Regions from separate parts of the Homo sapiens genome. Here region 2 is linked to region 1. Evidence: chromatin loops called from intact Hi-C (ENCODE). Cell type or tissue: mammary epithelial cell. All regions are shown on one strand. Links, peaks and the distances in the headings refer to the core of each region. The heading gives the core; the rest is flanking DNA.

Evidence for each region. Peaks named below come from ENCODE experiments on the same cell type or tissue, not always from the same donor. Only the 100,000 strongest peaks of a DNase experiment are listed, where the experiment ranks them.
Region 2: a loop joins it to region 1, with 28 times the contacts of the local background. A loop is called at or near these places in 2 of 110 quality-filtered maps.

What each region holds. Positions count from the first base shown.
Region 1 is chr1:6,358,883-6,367,211 of GRCh38, reverse strand. The region is part of intron 1 of ACOT7 (acyl-CoA thioesterase 7); the gene reads left to right. Among named protein-coding and RNA genes, the nearest start is that of ACOT7, 31 kb to the left of the region's middle. RefSeq lists enhancers at 2,166-2,665, 7,105-7,154, 7,855-8,084, 8,105-8,154, 8,265-8,329. In mammary epithelial cell, for the core only: a CTCF peak has its summit at 3,991 (motif pointing left); DNase peaks (open chromatin) are centred at 3,881 and 7,381; H3K27ac peaks cover 2,612 bases.
Region 2 is chr1:7,214,838-7,223,166 of GRCh38, reverse strand. All of the region lies in intron 4 of CAMTA1 (calmodulin binding transcription activator 1), which reads right to left. It also overlaps the pseudogene RNU1-8P. Among named protein-coding and RNA genes, the nearest start is that of CAMTA1-IT1, 150 kb to the left of the region's middle. In mammary epithelial cell, for the core only: a CTCF peak has its summit at 4,740 (motif pointing right); no DNase peak of the experiment used is centred there.

The sequences.
Region 1 (8,329 bases), core at 130-8,129:
TTTTTTTTTTTTTGAAATGGAGTCTCGCTCTGTCGCCCAGGCTGGAGTGCAGTGGTGCGATCTCAGCTCACTGCAAGCTCTGCCTTCTGGGTTCACGCAATTCTCTTGCCTCAGCCTCCCGAGTAGCTGGGACTACAGGTGCCTGCCACCATGCCCAGCTAATTTTTTTATATTTTTAGTAGAGAAGGGGTTTCACCATGTTAGCCATCATGGTCTCCATCTCCTGACCTCGTGATCCGCCTGCCTCGGCCTCCCAAAGTGCTGGGATTACAGGCATGAGCCACCGCGCCCGGCCTGACTCCACTTTTGAAAGTTCTACTGGGCTGGTCTAGGAGATCGAGACCATCTTGGCTGACATGTTCTCCCCATCTCTACTAAAATACAAAAAATTAGCCTGGTGTGGTGGTGCACACCTGTAGTCCCAGCTACTCAGGAGGCTGAGCCAGGGGAATCACTTGAACTCGGGAGACGGAGGTTGCAGTGAGCCGAGATCATGCCACTGTACTCCAGCCTGGCTGACAGAGTGAGACTCTGTCTCAAAAAAAAAAAAAAGTAAGTTCTACTGTGGGTAAAATGCTATCAAACATTGCATGCTACAGAGAAATCTTTTTTTTTTTTTTTATTTGAGATAGGCTCCCACTCTGTCACCCGGGCTGGAGTGCAGTGGTGCAATCACAGCTCACTGCAGCTTTGACCTCTTGAGCTGAAGGGATCCTCCCACCCTTAGCCTCTCAAGTAACTGGGACCACAGGCAAGTGCCACCATGAGTAGCTAATTTTTTAATTTTTATTTTTAGAGACAGCATCTCCTTATATTGCCCAGGCTGGTCTGGAACTCCTGGGCACAAGCGATTCTCCCACCTCGGGGTCCCAAAGTGCTGGGATTACAGACATGAGCCACCGTGCCTGGCCCAGAGAAATATTTTGTGGAAAGAAGGGTCAATTGATGTGGTCAATGTCATTGTTGTCTTATTTTAAGGAACTGCCACAGCCATCCCAGCCTTCAGCAGTCGCCATCCTAATCAGTCTGCAGGCCGGGCGGTAATCCCAGCACTTTGGGAGGCTGAGGTGGGCGGATCACCTGAGGTCAGGAGTTCAAGACCAGCATGGCCAACATAGTGAGACCCTGTCTCTACTAAAAATACAAAAAATTAGCTGGGCGTGGTGACGCGTGCCTGTAATCCTAGCTACTTGGGAGGCTGAGGTAGGAGAACCACTTGAACCCGGGAGGCAGAGGTTGCAGTGAGCCAAGATCGTGCCACTGCATTCCAGCCTGGGCTATAGAATGAGACTGTCTCAAAAAAAAAAAATAAACCCCAAAACAATATGAATCAGTCTGCAGCCATCAACATCGAGGCAAGACTCTGCCAGCAAAAAGAATACCACTCACTGAAGGCTCAGATGATTGTTAGCATTTTTTAGCAATAAATTTTTTTTTTTTTTTTGAGATGGGGTCTTGCTCTGTTGCCCAGGCTGGAGTGCAGTGGTGCGATCTCGGCTCACTGCAAGCTCCGCCTCCCGGGTTTACGCCATTCTTCTGCCTCAGCCTCCCGAGTAGCTGGGACTACAGGCGCCCACTACCATGCCGGGCTAATTTTTTGTTTTTTAGTAGAGATGGGGTTTCACCGTGTTAGCCAGGATGGTCTCGATCTCCTGACCTTGTGATCCACCCACCTTGGCCTCCCAAAGTGCTGGGATTACAGGTGTGAGCCACCATGCCCGATTGCAATAAAGTGTTTTTAAATGAAGGTATATACTTTTTTTTAAGGCATAATGCTATTATACACTTAATAGACTACAGTGTAACTTTTACGTGCACTGGGAAACCAAAAAAATCATGTGACTTATTATAAAGTGCAATGTGTGCTTTGTTGCGGTGATCTGGAACCAAACCCGTAATATCTCTGAGGTATGCCTGTGTGAGCCTGTGAAGCCTTCACCACAATCAAGACCGAGACTGTGAACAGACCTGTCACCCTGCTGAGGCCCTCTGCTTCTCTGGTCCCTCCCTGCCCCCAGGCAACCTCTGATCTGCTTTCTGTCACTATAGTTTGTGTTTCCTCCAAGTTTATAAACATGGACTTGCACAGTTCTCTTTTTGTCCAGCCTCCCTTGCTCAGCACGATTACTTGGAGATTCATCCACATGGTTGCATGTATCAGTTATTCATTCCTTTCCTTTTTTTTTTTGAGACGGAGTCTCACTCTTGTTGCTCAGGCTGGAGTGCAGTGGGGCGATCTCAGCTCACTGCAACCTCTGCCTCCCGGGTTTAAGCGATTCTGCTTCCTCAGCCTCCTGAGTACCTGGGATTACAGGCTCCCACCACCATGCCTGGCTAATTTTTTTTTTTTTTTTTTTTTTTTTTTGAGATGGAGTCTCGCTCTGTCCCCAGGCCGGAGTGCAGTGGCGTGATCTTGGCTCACTGCAACCTCCGCCTCCCGGGTTCAAGTGATTCTCCTGCCTCAGCCTCCCGAGTAGCTGGGACTACAGGTGAGCGCAACCACGCCCAACTAATTTTTGTATTTTTAGTAGGGATGAGGTTTCACCATGTTGGCCAGGATAGTCTCGATTTCTTGACCTCGTGATCTGCCCACCTCGGCCTCCCAAAGTGCTGGGATTACAGGCGTGAGCCACTGCGCCAGGCCAAATGCTGGGCTTTTTTTTTTTTTTGAGACAGAGTCTCTTGCTCTGTCACCCTGGCTGGAGTGCAATGGCATGATCTTGGCTCACTGCAACTTCTGCCTCCCGGCTTCAAGGGATTCTCCTGCCTCAGCCTCCCGAGTAGCTGGGATTACATGCATGCACCATCACGCCCAGCTAATTTTGTATTTTTAGTAGAGATGGGGTTTTTCCATGTTGGTCAGGCTGGTCTTGAACGCCCGACCTCAGGTGATCCACCTGCCTTGGCCTCCCAAAGTGCTGGGATTACAGGTGTGAGCCACCACACCTCGCCGATAATTGCTTTTAGATGTTACTTTTGTATTTTCCTAATGTCTAATGATGTTGAATATCTTTTCTTTTTTTCTAGAGGTGGAGTCTCGTCTTGTTGCCCAGGCCGGCCTGGAATTCCTGGGCTCAAGTGATCCTCCTGCCTCAGCCTCCCAAAGTGGTGGGATTACAGGTGTGAGTCACTGCATCTAGCCTTTTTTGAGACAAGGTCTCGCTCTGTCATCCAGGCTGGAATTCAATCTTGGCCCACTGCAGCCTTGACCTCCCAGCTCAAGTGATCCTACCACCTCAGCCCCCTGAGTAGCTGGGACCACAGGTGCAGCTGGGACCCCCTGAGTAGCTGGGACCACAGAAAACCCACAGGGTCGGTGGCTTTTCTCCCCATGTGGGGAGATGAGAGATTGTAGAAATAAAGACACAAGACAAAGAGATAAAAGACAGCTGGGCCCGGGGGACAACTACCACCAAGATGCAGAGACCGGTAGTGTCCCCGAATGCCTGGCTGTGCTGTTATTTATTGGATACAAGGCAAAAGGGGAGGGGTAAAGAGTGTGAATCATCTCCAATGATAGGTAAGGTCACGTGGGTCACATGTGCACTGGACAGGGGGCCCTTCCCTGCCTGGCAGCCAAGGCAGAGAGAGAGGGAGAGAGAGAGAGACAGCTTACGCCATTATTTCTGCATATCAGGGACTTTTAGTACTTTCACTAATTTGCTACTGTTATCTAAAAGGCAGAGCCAGGTGTGCAGGATGGAACATGAAAGTGGACTAGGAGCGTGACCACTGAAGCACAGCATCACAGGGAGACAGGCCTCCGGATAACTGCGGGCAGGCCTGACTGATGTCAGGCCCTCCACAAGAGGTGGAGGAGTAGTCTTCTCTAAACTCCCCGGGGGAAAGGGAGACTCCCTTTCCTGGTCTGCTAAGTGGCGGGTGTTTTTCTTTGGCACTGACGCTACTGCTGGAACCACGGTCTGCCTGGCAACGGGCGTCTTCCCAGACGCTGGCGTTACCGCTAGACCAAGGAGCCCTCTGGTGGCCCTGTCCGGGCATAACAGAAGGCTCGCACTTGTCTTCTGGTCACTTCTCACCATGTCCCCTCAGCTCCCATCTCTGTATAGCCTGGTTTTTCCTAGGTTATGATTATAGAGCGAGGATTATTATAATATTGGAATAAAGAGTAATTGCTACAAATTAATGATTAATGATATTCATATATAATCACGTCTATGATCTAGATCTAGTATAATTCTTACTGTTTTATATATTTTATTATACTGGAAAAGCTCATGCCCTTGGTCTCTTGCCTCGGCACCTGGATGGCTTGCCACCCGCAGTGCTCACCACCATGCTCGGCTAATTTTTTTGGATTTTTGGTAGAGATGGGGTCTCACCATGTTGCCTAGAAGAGTCTCCAGCTCCTGAGCTCTAGCCATCTGCCCACCTCAGCCTCCCAAAGTGCTGGGATTACAGGCGTGCACGACCGCGCCTAGCCAAAGGTCATTTGTTTTTTTCACATTGAGCTCTGAGAGATCTTTCTGGAGCCTGGATGTAAGTTTCTGACCCTACCAGCTTCCTCTAGCATGAGGCAGTGAGTTTCGGTTGGGGAGAGGGATGTGGCCTCCCATTCTAGGGCATGTCGTTGCGGAGTTCTCCTTGAATTCTCTCTTCCGAGTGCCCTCTGATGAGCTGGGCTCAGTGTGCTTTTGAGTTCTAGGTGCCTGTCTCATTTCCTACCTTCTTTCTATATGCTTGGCTGCCTGGGTAGGTATGGGAGGGATGGGGGAAGAGGTGCTGCCATCTCTTGACTTTTTTTTTTCTTTTTTTTTTTTGAGACGGAGTTTCACTCTGTCACACAGGCTGGAGTGCAATGGCACAATCTTGGCCCACTGCAACCTCTGCCTCCTGGGTTCAAGCGATTCTCTTGCCTTAGCCTCCCAAGTAGCTGGCATTACAGGCGCCCACCACCATGCCCGGCTAATTTTTGTAGTTTTAGTAGAGACAGAGTTTTGCCATGTTGGCCAGGCTGGTCTCAGACTCCTGACCTCAGGTGATCCGCCCGCCTTGGCCTCCCAAAGTGCTGGGATTACAGGCGTGAGCCACCATGCCCAGCCCACCTCTTGACTTTTTAGCTTCCAGATGCCTTTGAAAGCTGCAGAAAACTGGGTCTTTTCCCCAGAAAAGTAGAAACCAGACACAACCTCGAGCATGTTTTTAGGGATGCTCACAGCCTACTGAGCCAGTTCTACTTTGTTTTGGGTTAGAGATGGATGCCACATCTGCAGATCTCTGCCAAGCTGTGTGTGTTTTTCTTTAGATTTTGGGAGTGCCTTTCTGTGGCAAAGGTAAGAGCGTTTCGAGGGCTCCTGCCATGTGTCACCCACATGGCCAGTGCTTATGTAGGGAGGGGCCACAGCTTCTGGCATCCAGTTGTTAGTAGTTTATTTATTTATTTATTTTTACAGAGTCCCGCTCTGTTGCCCAGGCTGGAATGCAGTAACGCAGTGACGTGATCTTGGCTCACTGCAACCTCCGCCTCCTGGGTTCAGGTGATTCTCCTGCCTCACCTTCCCTGGTAGCTGGGATTGCAGGAGCACACCACCATGCCTGGTTAACTTTCTTTTCACTAGTGGTGGGGTTCCACCGTGTTGGCCAGGCTGGTGTCAAAACTCCTCACCTCAGATGATCCGCCTGCCTCGGCCTCCCAAGGGGCTGGGATTACAGGCGTGAACTACTCCACCCTGCCTTGTTTGTAGTTTATAACAGCTTTCCTGAGCTATAACTCTATTGAGTCTACCCTTTTTGATTGTACAATTCTGCGTGAACCTTAATGGATTCACAAGGCTGTGCAGCCACCAGCACGATTTAATTCCAGAACATTTTCATCACCCCCGGAATTAACCTGCACGCATTAGCAGTCACTCCCATTTCCCCTCCTCCAGCCCCTGCCCCCCACCAGCTGACTTTCTGTTTCTGTAGATCTGCCTGTTGTGGACATTTAATATACATGGAATCAGATGGCGTGTGACCTTTTGTGATTGACTTCTTTCACCCAGGGTGGTTTCAAGGCTGGTCCGTGCATTACTGTGGATCTGTAGGTCTTCATTTTTTATGGTCAGATAATATCTCATTGTATGGATTTATCGTATTTTGTTTACCTACCCATCCGTGGTGGACACCGGGTTGTTTCCATCCTTGGGTGGTTGTGAATAATGCTGCTATGAACATTTCTAGACATCTCGTTTTGTCAATTAAAATGATTTTTAATTTACTAGATGGGAAATAGCACCTTGTAGTTGTTTAACTTTGAGATTATTTACTCATAAGGCTAAGCTATCTGAGAAGTGCTTCCTCTTTGCGGGACCATCTGGTTGTGGCTTGAATCTGTGTTGCTGTGGAAGCCTGGTAGGTCCTCACTGATTTGGGGTGGGTGGTGGGCCTAGCACACCTGGACTGGGACCAGCTGGAAGGGTTGCTTAGGGAGGCAGCAATGCCCGCCTGGAGGGATGAGGCCAAGTCCAAAGGGCACAGTATTGGGGCCCAGGCTCATTCCTTGAGTTCCATTTGGCTGCAGCTTCTGGAGGGAGCCGACAGGAGACGTGGGGAGACGATGCTCCTGCTTCGGAGAAGCTTGTCACTAAACGTCCTCAGAAAGGAAGTCGACAGGGCCTGTTTTGGGGAGAAGGCCAAACAGTGAGTTGGGAGCTGAGAGGAACTATGGGCTATTTGGGGTCAGGGGAGGGAAGTGTGTTTGGGAGGACCTGTCCTGTGTGCCAGGGTGGGAGACGCTGTGGCTTCAAGACCCTGGCCCTGGGATGCCGGCTACTCAGGAAGATGGGCCGAGATGGGCAGCCAGGGGGCTGAGGAGGCTGATGGCCCGGGCCTGGGCCCCGGCAGGCTGCCTGGGTGGGGAGGGCTCAGGGGGCATTTTCAGCCAGGGTTAGCTGCCAGGCTTGGGCCAGACTCAGCCCTCTGACCTCCCCTCCGGGCAGACATTTTGGGTCGGTGGGATCCCTTTAGAATCCTCTCCTCTGCTGGCTTCTAGACATTAAGCATCCCTGGGCGGGGGCAGCACCAGCCTCCCTGTGGGACCCAGTGCGTGTGGGGTTTGTAAGCTGAAAATGACTTTTTCTTTCTTTTTGCACATAGGTGAGAGGACTTGTCCTTTTAGGACTTGTTATTTTTGCACATAGGTGAAAGGACATCCTTTTAGTAATAATTTACCTATTTAACTTTTACCAGAGTGACTTCCCAGGCTCAGTGCCTGCCAGCTGGTTAGATAGAATAAGCCCAGGCTCTGGCAGTTTGATAAGGGCCTTGATAAGGGCCGGCTGTTCCAGTGGGAGTGGCCTAATCAGCCCTCTCTGCCCTAACTTTCTCTTTCACAACTAAACATGTGAAACTTGCCCAGAGGCCGGCGGGTGCAGCCTGGTTGAGGCTGTGCGGCCTGCACTCTGGCTGGGGACTTTCCATTTCCCTTGCTGGTCACAGGATTCCTGGGAAAGCAGCCCTGGTGGGGGCAGCATTGGGGGAGGTTGTGGTGATAACACATCCCGCCTCCTGCACTGGGCCTCCTGTAGCCTGCACCCTGGCCGCTGTGATTGTTTGGCCTCTTTCTTTCTTCCTGACACCCAGTAGAAGGGGAGGCGGAGTGAAGAGAGTACGGGTTGGGGGGCACAGGGCCCACAGGTGGCAGCCGGCAGCCTAAGAGCCCGCGGGAGTGGAGGAAGGGTAGTGGAGTTGCTGAGCCCCAAGACAGGCATGGCATCCTCTGAAGCAGGGGTTGGGGGAAGGAAGAGGGGGAGTGGGGAAGGACAGGGGTGTGGCCTGAGGAGAGGGGAGGCTGGACCGCCTGTCCACTTTGCTTCAGCCAGGGAGCTGGCCCTTGGGACAGGCTTTAGATGCCAGCTCCATCAGCAGGATGCAGGCTTGGACCTGCTGGAGTCCTTGCTGGCCTGTGACCTTCCTCCCCTGTCTACATTTCAGGGAGCTCTAGAAGGCGGCAGTGGGGCCAGACCTGGCTTTGGCTGAGACCCTGGAGAAAGACTAGGGGGTCTTGTGCCCTGTCAGAGAAGGCAGAGCCTCATAGCCGCTTCCCTGAGGCCGCTCAGCAGCGGCCCCTCTGCCTTCCTGATCTCCTGGCATGGCAGCCAGAAGAGCTCACAGAATTACTTCTTCTGTAATTATTTATAAAGCAAGGTTTCCATGACGACCGGTTTCTGGTAGACGCTCTGGATTGGCGAGGCAGCCTCTTCCTGGCCAGATTGGGCAGCTCAGGAAGCTGGGGGTGGGGGGTGCTCCCCACCAAGCCCGGTGTGGCAGGGAGCTGGGACAGTCCTGGGTCAGGCAAGGACTCTGTGATGCTTCCCTGCTCCCTCGC
Region 2 (8,329 bases), core at 267-8,266, 860 kb before region 1:
GTGGGTGGGTGGGTGGGTGGATCAACAGGTAAGTAAAGGCAAGGCAAAGGCCTAAGTTGTGGCCCAAGGAAAGATGTATGAGGGGGTGGCCCGCAAGGGCGAGAGGAACAAGAGCGTTGGTCATCAAGGGAAGAAGATCAAGAAAAAAAGGTTTGAGATCTTAAGGACAGTGAAGACTTGGCATTGGGTGAGTTGGTATTTTCTGGTCATTTCTGTGCCACACAGGGTGCCGGGCACCTCATGAGCATCACCCCGGATCCTCACAGCTGCACCTGAGGCAGATATACCCACGTAGAAGAGGAAGCTAGGCTTAGCAGGATAAGCTGGCACCACTGCAGAGCTGGCACGCGGCGAAGCCAGGATTGGAGACCAAGTGGGCCTGACCCAAGCTCTCTCCATGAAGACCAATGGGCATCCTCTGGCCCAGGGACCATTGCCATCAGGTGGGACCGTTGCCATCAGGAAAGAAGAGAGCGTGCTCCAGGAGGCAGCTCTGGGCAGTGCAGAGGGATGAAACAATCAATATGGTGGCTGGGCCCCTTGGAACAAAGAGAAAGGGCTGGGGCTGTCTAGGGAGGACTCAGGACTCATGACCCACTCCTGCCCACAGAAACATAACTCACTCTCCGCCTGAGCACAGCCACTATGTCATGGGGTGATGTAGAGCCAGGGAGGGAGGCAAGGACACGTTCCTAAATAATATCCTATTTTGTAGTCAACAGTCAGGCAAGAGGAAGGGAGAAAGAGGAGGGCAGGAAGACAGCGAGATGCAGAAAGGATTGAATGTTCCATGAGGATCAAATCTCAGCCTCCCCGCAGGTGCATTGAGACAGAAGACGCAGGTCCTCACAGCCAGAGGTGCTCATGGAACCAGCCCGGGCGATGTCTCATCACCCAGACGAGCACAGAAAAAGACAGGCTTGCAGGGTCCCACGGCCTGTCTGACACAATGCTCATGGGGTTTTCTCAAAAGCATCATCTATTTAGCTGATGGCCCCAAAGTGTTTCATTTAGCTGGAAATCGTGCTTGGTCCATTTCCCAGATCTCAGTGACATTATGAGAAGCCAGCAAAATGTGTCTGGCAGCAGAGCAGTTCAGCAACCCATCACCTCGAGTCACAGTCCTGTCGCCCCTGTTTGGAAAGCAGACAGTTCAGACGACTTCTAGAAGGCAGAGTCACTGCTGCCTCCCAGGCAACCGAGGACTACAGGAAGCCTGTGTGTGTGTGTGTGTGTGTATGTGTGTGTGTGTGTGTGTGTATGCACCAGCTTGTGCACATGCCCTCTGAAGGAAGGCAGGGGTCACCCATGGCACAAGGCAGTCACCATCCTCCCTGACCATGGGATAAAACTTTGCCATTCCTTTATCTTATTTAATCTTCCCACTAGGCAGGAATCATTATCCCCAAACTATTTCTGAGAAAGCCAAAGCTTAGCCGGTTCATGTGGCCCCAGCCCCACAGCCAGCAAGAAGCAGGGCTGAGACTGTAATTCAGCACTGTCTGAATCCAAAGGCCAGGCTCACACTGAGACCCCAGCGTTCCCCACCCCATTCCACGGGCCTGGAGAGGTGTTTCACGACGCATTCACTGGTCTGCCTGGTACCATATAAAGAAGAATCAAGTCCCATCACCAAAGAAATTTGCAGAATTCTCAGTGAACACAATGGAACAGGTCTGATTCTGGAGGGACTTCCTGGAGGCCTTCAAAGGCTAATGCACACTATGGAAACCCAAAAGCCGGAGCAATGGCTCTGCTCGTGAAAGCCCCCGAAGGCAAGACTCTGGGTGTGTTACCAACTCTCCGAGTCTCACACAGTCTCTGGCACAAGGTAGGAGAGTGCAATACCCATCAAGTGCTTGAGTGAATGAATGATGAATGAATGAACAAGTAACTAAATGCTGTGAATGAGAGTTCTGTCTAAAGATTAAAAAAAAAAAAAAGAATAAGGCTCTGGGGAAAAGGCCCCAGCATCTCTGCTGTCATGGAGTATTCCTGCTGCCTAAGGTCCTCTCATAGAACCCGGCCCTTCCTGCACTGCCTCCAGCGTTCCAGGGGATGGGTTCTGAGAAAGCCGGGCCATTCATCTGTGCTGGTGCCGTGCCGGCCTTCGGTGCTTGCTGCCCTGGCTCTCCCACCTGGTGGGCTCTAGGAGGAATTCCCCGTGAGGGCACAGCAGAAGCTGACTGACAACCAGGTGGGAGGGAGACCTCCTGGGCCCAGCTGGAGGGCCCTAGGGAGCGGGAGGCAGGAGACAGGACCTCAGTGACCCTGGAGATCGCTCCCCATATGTCCTCATCCTCTCCACCACTTCTTCTCCATGTCCAGGCACTCGTGGGAAGTTAAAACCCAAAGTTGGGCCCGTGGTGCCAGGTCAGGGGACAGCAGGTGCCACCTGGGTGCCCGAGCACAATTCCTTTCTCCCTGTCCGACTCAGCCTAAGATTGGCTCTCATTTTGAAAATGCAGCTCAGATGTTGGCTGTGTCCCATTGGAGAAGCTATCTGAGGCCTTAACCCTCCTCTGGAGAGATCCAAAGCCACAGAGCCGAGGTGGTCCCTTTTTCTGGAACCCACAGAGAACAAGAGAAGACAGGGTGGCACTGTGGGAACACCAGGTGACAAGACTCAGCAGTGGTCTCGGAGGAGACAGAAGCTGTCTTCAGGGATCTGAACGCTCCCGGGAATGGGGTATCCACCCAGAGAAAAAATAGGCCAGGCCAGGATCCCTGAGCCCACAGCAGGCGAGACTCAACCCAGCAGAAGGCGGGTTTGTAAATGGAAATTTCCCAGCGTGCCTGGCCTCTTTCCATTATTCCTCTGGGCCCAAAGTACAGACACTTTACAGGTTTTCCCTGTCCTTCGAGGAGGCCTGGGATTTCTCTACTATAATAATTCATAGGTGGTCTATTTCCAGAACAAAGATACTCCATGTATTCATCTCACAAACATTCTTGACCCCCTGCAATGAGTCAGGCGTGGCGCATTCCCTAAGCCACGCAGCGCTGAATCTGACTATGGTTTCGGGCTTTGTATGAGAATGCTGTAAAAATATGGTTGGCTGACATCTGAGTTAGCTCAGGCTTCCGTAACAAAGTACCAGAGGCTGGGTGGCTTAAACAGCAGACATTTATGTCTCACAGGTCTGGAGACGGGAAGTCTGAGATCAAGATGCCAGCCAGTTCCATTCTTGGTGAGGGCTCCCTTCCTGGCCTACAGACGGCCACCTTCTCACTGTGTCCTCACAAAGCAGGGAGAGAGCTCTAGTATCTTCCTCTTCTTTTTTCTTTGTTTTGGTAGAGATGGGGTCTCCCTGTGTTGCCCAGGCTGGTCTCAAACTCCTGACTTCAAGCAATCCTCCTGCCTCAGCTGCCCAAAATGCTGGGATTACAAGTGTGAGCCACCACACCAGGCCCCTCTTCCTCTTCTTATAAGGGCACTAATCCTATCATGGGGCCCCACCCTCACAACTTCACCTAAACCTAATTCCCTCCCAAAGACCCCATCTCCAAAGACTATCACACTGGGGTTAAGGCTTCAGCACATGGATTCTGGAGAAACACAGATATTCAGTCCATGGAAGATGGTGTGTCTCCTTTTTTTTTTTTTTTTTTTTTTTTTTTTTTAAGAAAAAATTCAAATGTCAGGAGAGAGCACAGACACAGTCCCCCACTACCACAAATGATGCAGTGAGTTTCCCACATTTGGGGAAATCACAAGGGTCAACACATCTGGCGCACAATGGATAAGCCTCACCCTGGGAGTACCACCTTCAGGATCCTGGTATATCTCCCGTGCCAGGTAAGCATGGCGGGTCCCTTCTTGATAGAGACCTACTCGCATATACACAATGTAACAGCCACCAGATCACACTCACCCCTGGCAGCAGAATGGCAACGCTCCCTCCCATATGCCACAATAGTAAAAGGCTCGTTGAGTCCAACCGTAAACACAGAAACGGAAAACACGCCAGTATTTGGCTGAAGTGTCTATGAAAAAGGGCTGGCTGAACAGATGCCGGTGTAAACAAGCTTACAGGGGAGACACTTCACCTTCGTAAGAGAGCAGACCTTTTAAAGATATCCTCAAGATTCTTTTATGGTACAATTAACATGAAAAGATGGTGTTCATAACAGGCTTGAGTTACAATTGTACTTGAAATTGATATAACTGCACACGTCTCCTAAAATGCCACGTAAGGGACTTCCAGGTCGCCAAGGTAATGATAGCCACAAAAACTCAAATCTCCCAACGCATCCTCTGAAAACTACACAGATCAACAAGAAGAACAAAAACAACCACACAAATCCCACACACCTTTCACACGACTGGAAAAAAGAGACACTATAAACATCAAATTAACAAATTCTTGAGTTCCCACCCAGAACTTTTATAAAGAGCAAGAGGATAAGATGGGTCCAAAAGCCAATGAAGGCAGACGTCGAGCATGGAGAGTTTAGGAATAAATTACAATTACCTGAAGAAAGAGAAAGTACATCCTACAGGGAAGAAAATACCAAAAATGAATCCAGATAGACCAGAATATGGACTAGAAGGAAGTGATTTAAAGGTAGGCAGGGGCAGCATTGGCAAATGTGCAGGGGAGGGAGGGAGAAGCCAGATGTGGGCATTTAGGATTCTGCAAAACAAAAAATAATGATACATCCAAGGACCCTCAACTCCTCCCGCCCCTCCCCCAAAAACCAGTCATAAAGAAACTGCACTTCGCTGCACTGACAGAAGAGGGAGCTCTTGAACTAAAAATCACACGAACCACTCAATGTGGCGATGTAAGTGGTCTTCATCTGTAGAAGACTATGAAAGAAAAAAAACTAAAATGAGAATACGACACTTACCCCAAAATCCCAACCATAAGGTGGAGGGGGAGGAACTGTGTCATAACACTACAAACTGAATTAAAAACCTCAACGATGCATTTGAAAAATATCCTCAACGCTTGTAAATGAAAAGATCAAATAACTTACTATAAGGGCAACAGAGACAGTTGTCAGCCTTCTCAAAAACAACTTAGAAGGTGGGGCAAGGATGGAGCAGCAGTTTCATAAAACTCAAAGATTTTATATCTAGCGAAGCAGACCCTCAAAAATCAGAGGTACAGAATAAGAGTTTAAAATATGGGAGAATTGAGTGATGTACCCACAGGCGCCTCTGAAGGAATCTTCTAGAAAATTAACTTCATCCAACCAGGAGATGACTAGGGACTCTTTGGCAAAGGAACTTATGGGGAACATTTAATATATTTAATTATGGACCTAAATTAAGTGTGTAACTAAGGTTAAGAGAATCATACATAGATTATATATGTTTTGTCAACTACAAAATGATAGGAAACAAAAAAAGGAAAGACAAAACCAGAATAAGCTCAGTGATGCTTGTATAAGCAACAGGTAGGAGTCAAGAGACTCCATTAACAACTGAAAGACCAAATGGTAAAAGTTAGTAAGAGACTAAAGGGATTTTTAAAGGTAATGAGTACAAAGGTACCCATTAGACTAAAAATGAGAATTTCTTATATATAAAAAGAAATTAAATGAGTATAGAAAATGCATCATGTAGAAAGACAAGTACAGCAAGTAGAACATAATACACATTGCATTTATTATATAAGATATTATACATATTGGACATATAAATAAAAGTGAATGGGTTTACTTATGAAAATAAAAAAATTTTCAATTTGGCTTAAAAAGAAAGATCCAACTATATGTTATATATAAGAGGCATACTTTTAAAAAGAGTGTATTAGTTTGTTCTCACACTGCTATAAAGAACTGCCCGAGACTGGGTAATTTATAAAAGGAAAGAGGTTCAACTGGCTCACAGTTCCACATGGTTGGAGAGGCCTCAGGAAACTTACAATCATGGCAGAAGAGGATGCAAACACTTCCTTCTTCACATGGCGACAGGAGAGAGAAGTGCCGAGCAAAGGGGGAGAAGCCCCTTATAAAACGATCAGATCTCGTGAGGACTCACTATCATGAAAACAGTATGGGGGAAACTGTCCCCATGATTTAATTTTCTCCACCTGGTCCCACCCTTGACACATGGGGATTGTTACAATTCAAGGTGAGATTTGGGTGGAGACACAGAGCCGAACCATATCAAAGAGATTCAGAAAGCCTAAAACTAAAAGGATGGCAAAGACATATGAGGCAAATGGAAATAACAAAACAAGTATTGCAATCTTGATATCAAAGTAGAATAAGTATAATTTAAGAAACAACATTATGACACCTTCTAATGCTAAAAATCACATTCCACAATAAAAATATAACCATAATGAGTATTAGTGCACCAAACAAGACTACAACCACTTTTACAGGAGAGGAAATTGTAGGAAATATAGGCCAGGTTTGATGGCTCACACCCAGCAATTTGGGAGGCCAAGAATGGTGGATCACTTGAAGTCAGGAGTTCAAGACCAGCCTGGCCAACATGACAAAACCCTATCTCTACTAAAAACACAAAAATTAGCCAGGCGTGGTGGTACCTGCCTGTAGTCTCAGCCATTCGGGAGGCTGAGGCACAAGGATTGCTTGAACCCAGGAAGCGGGGATTGCAGTGAGCCGAGAACTCAACACTGCACTGCAGCCTGGGCGACAGTTCTGTGAAAGAACGAAAGAAAGAAAGGAAGGAAGGAAGGAAAATGAAAGAAAGAAACTGTAGGAAATATAGATGAAAACACTAAGAATAGTGTGTTTACCACACCGCTGTCAGTACAAGAGAAACCAGATAGACAAAAAATAAGTAAGGACACAGAAGCCCTAAACAATATAATCAATTTCCTTGACAAATCAATTTGTCACTGATGTGGTTTGCATGTGTGTCCCCACCCAAATCTCATGTCAAACTGTAATCCCCAGTGTTGGAGGAAGAGCCTGGGGGAGGTGACTGAATCATGGGGGAGGATTTCCCCCTTGCTGTTTTTGTGATAGTGAGTGAGTTCTCAGGAGATCTGGTTGTTTGGAAGAGTGCAGGACCTCCCCCTTCACCCTCTTCCTCCTGCTCCAGCCACGCAGGACACGCGGGCTTCCCCTTCGCCTTCTGCCATGATTGTAAGTTTCCTGAGGTCTCCCCAGCCATGCTTCCTGTAAAGCCTGTGGAACCATGAGTCAATTAAACTTCTTGTCTTTATAAATGACCCAGTCTCAGGTAGTTCTTCATAGCAATGTGAGAGCAGACTAATACAGTCATACTTCATACTTTTTCCTTGAATTACCTATTAGTAGATGGGGAATCTACTATACCTTCTCCTTAAGTACACATAGAATATTCACAAAAGTTGGTCACGTGTTAGGTGATAATCAATGCATTTCATAAAATAGAAATATTACAAAGAAATATTTTCTGATCACAGTCTAATAAAACTGGAAAATAATGTTAAAAATCTTTTCAAAATTAAAGCAATAGAAATTCCAAAAATGTACATGTGATCATGAAAACACTACATACCAGGTAAGGCACGGTGGCTCACACCTGTAATCCCAGCACTTTGGGGGGCCAAGGTGGGAGGATCACCTGAAGTCAGGAGTTTGAGACCAGCCTGGCCAACATGGTGAAACCCCGTCTCTACTAAATATACAAAAATTAGCCAGGTGTGGTGGTGTGTGCCTGTAGTCCCAGCTACTCGAGAGGCTGAGGTGGGAAAATCGCTTGAACCTGGAAGGCGGAGGTTGCAGTGGGCTGAGATCGCGCCACTGCGCTCCAGCCTGGGCGACAGAGTGAGACTCCATCTCAGAAAACAAACAAACAAAAAACTACATACCAGAATTTATGAGACATATTTAAAACAGTGGTCGGACTGAATATTCATAGCCTTTTTCATTATTTTAGTAAAAATGAAAAATTAAAATTTTAAAATTCTAAGCTCAAAAAGCTAGAAGAAGAACAACAGCAAAACCATAAGAAAGGGGAAAATAAAGTTAGATGTAGAAATAAATGAGGTGGGTCAAATTAACCAAAATTTCGGGTCTTTTTTTTAAAAAATAGGATAATCACAAGCTAAACTTCATCAAAGAATGAGAAAACACAAATATTCCAAATAAGAATGTCAGGATACAGATGAAGGCTTATTATATAGCTACAGTTATCAAGACTGTGTGGTATTAGCAAAGGAATTGACACATAAACCAATAGAATAGAGAACCCAGAAAGAGACCTGCACAAATACACCCAACTGATTTTTGACAGAAATGCCAAAATTAATTCAAGATAGCTTTGTTGAAAGATAGCCTTTTCAACAATTGGTGTTAGAGTGATCAGACATCCACAGGCAAAAAAAAAAAAAAGAAAGAAAGAAAAAGTCTCCAC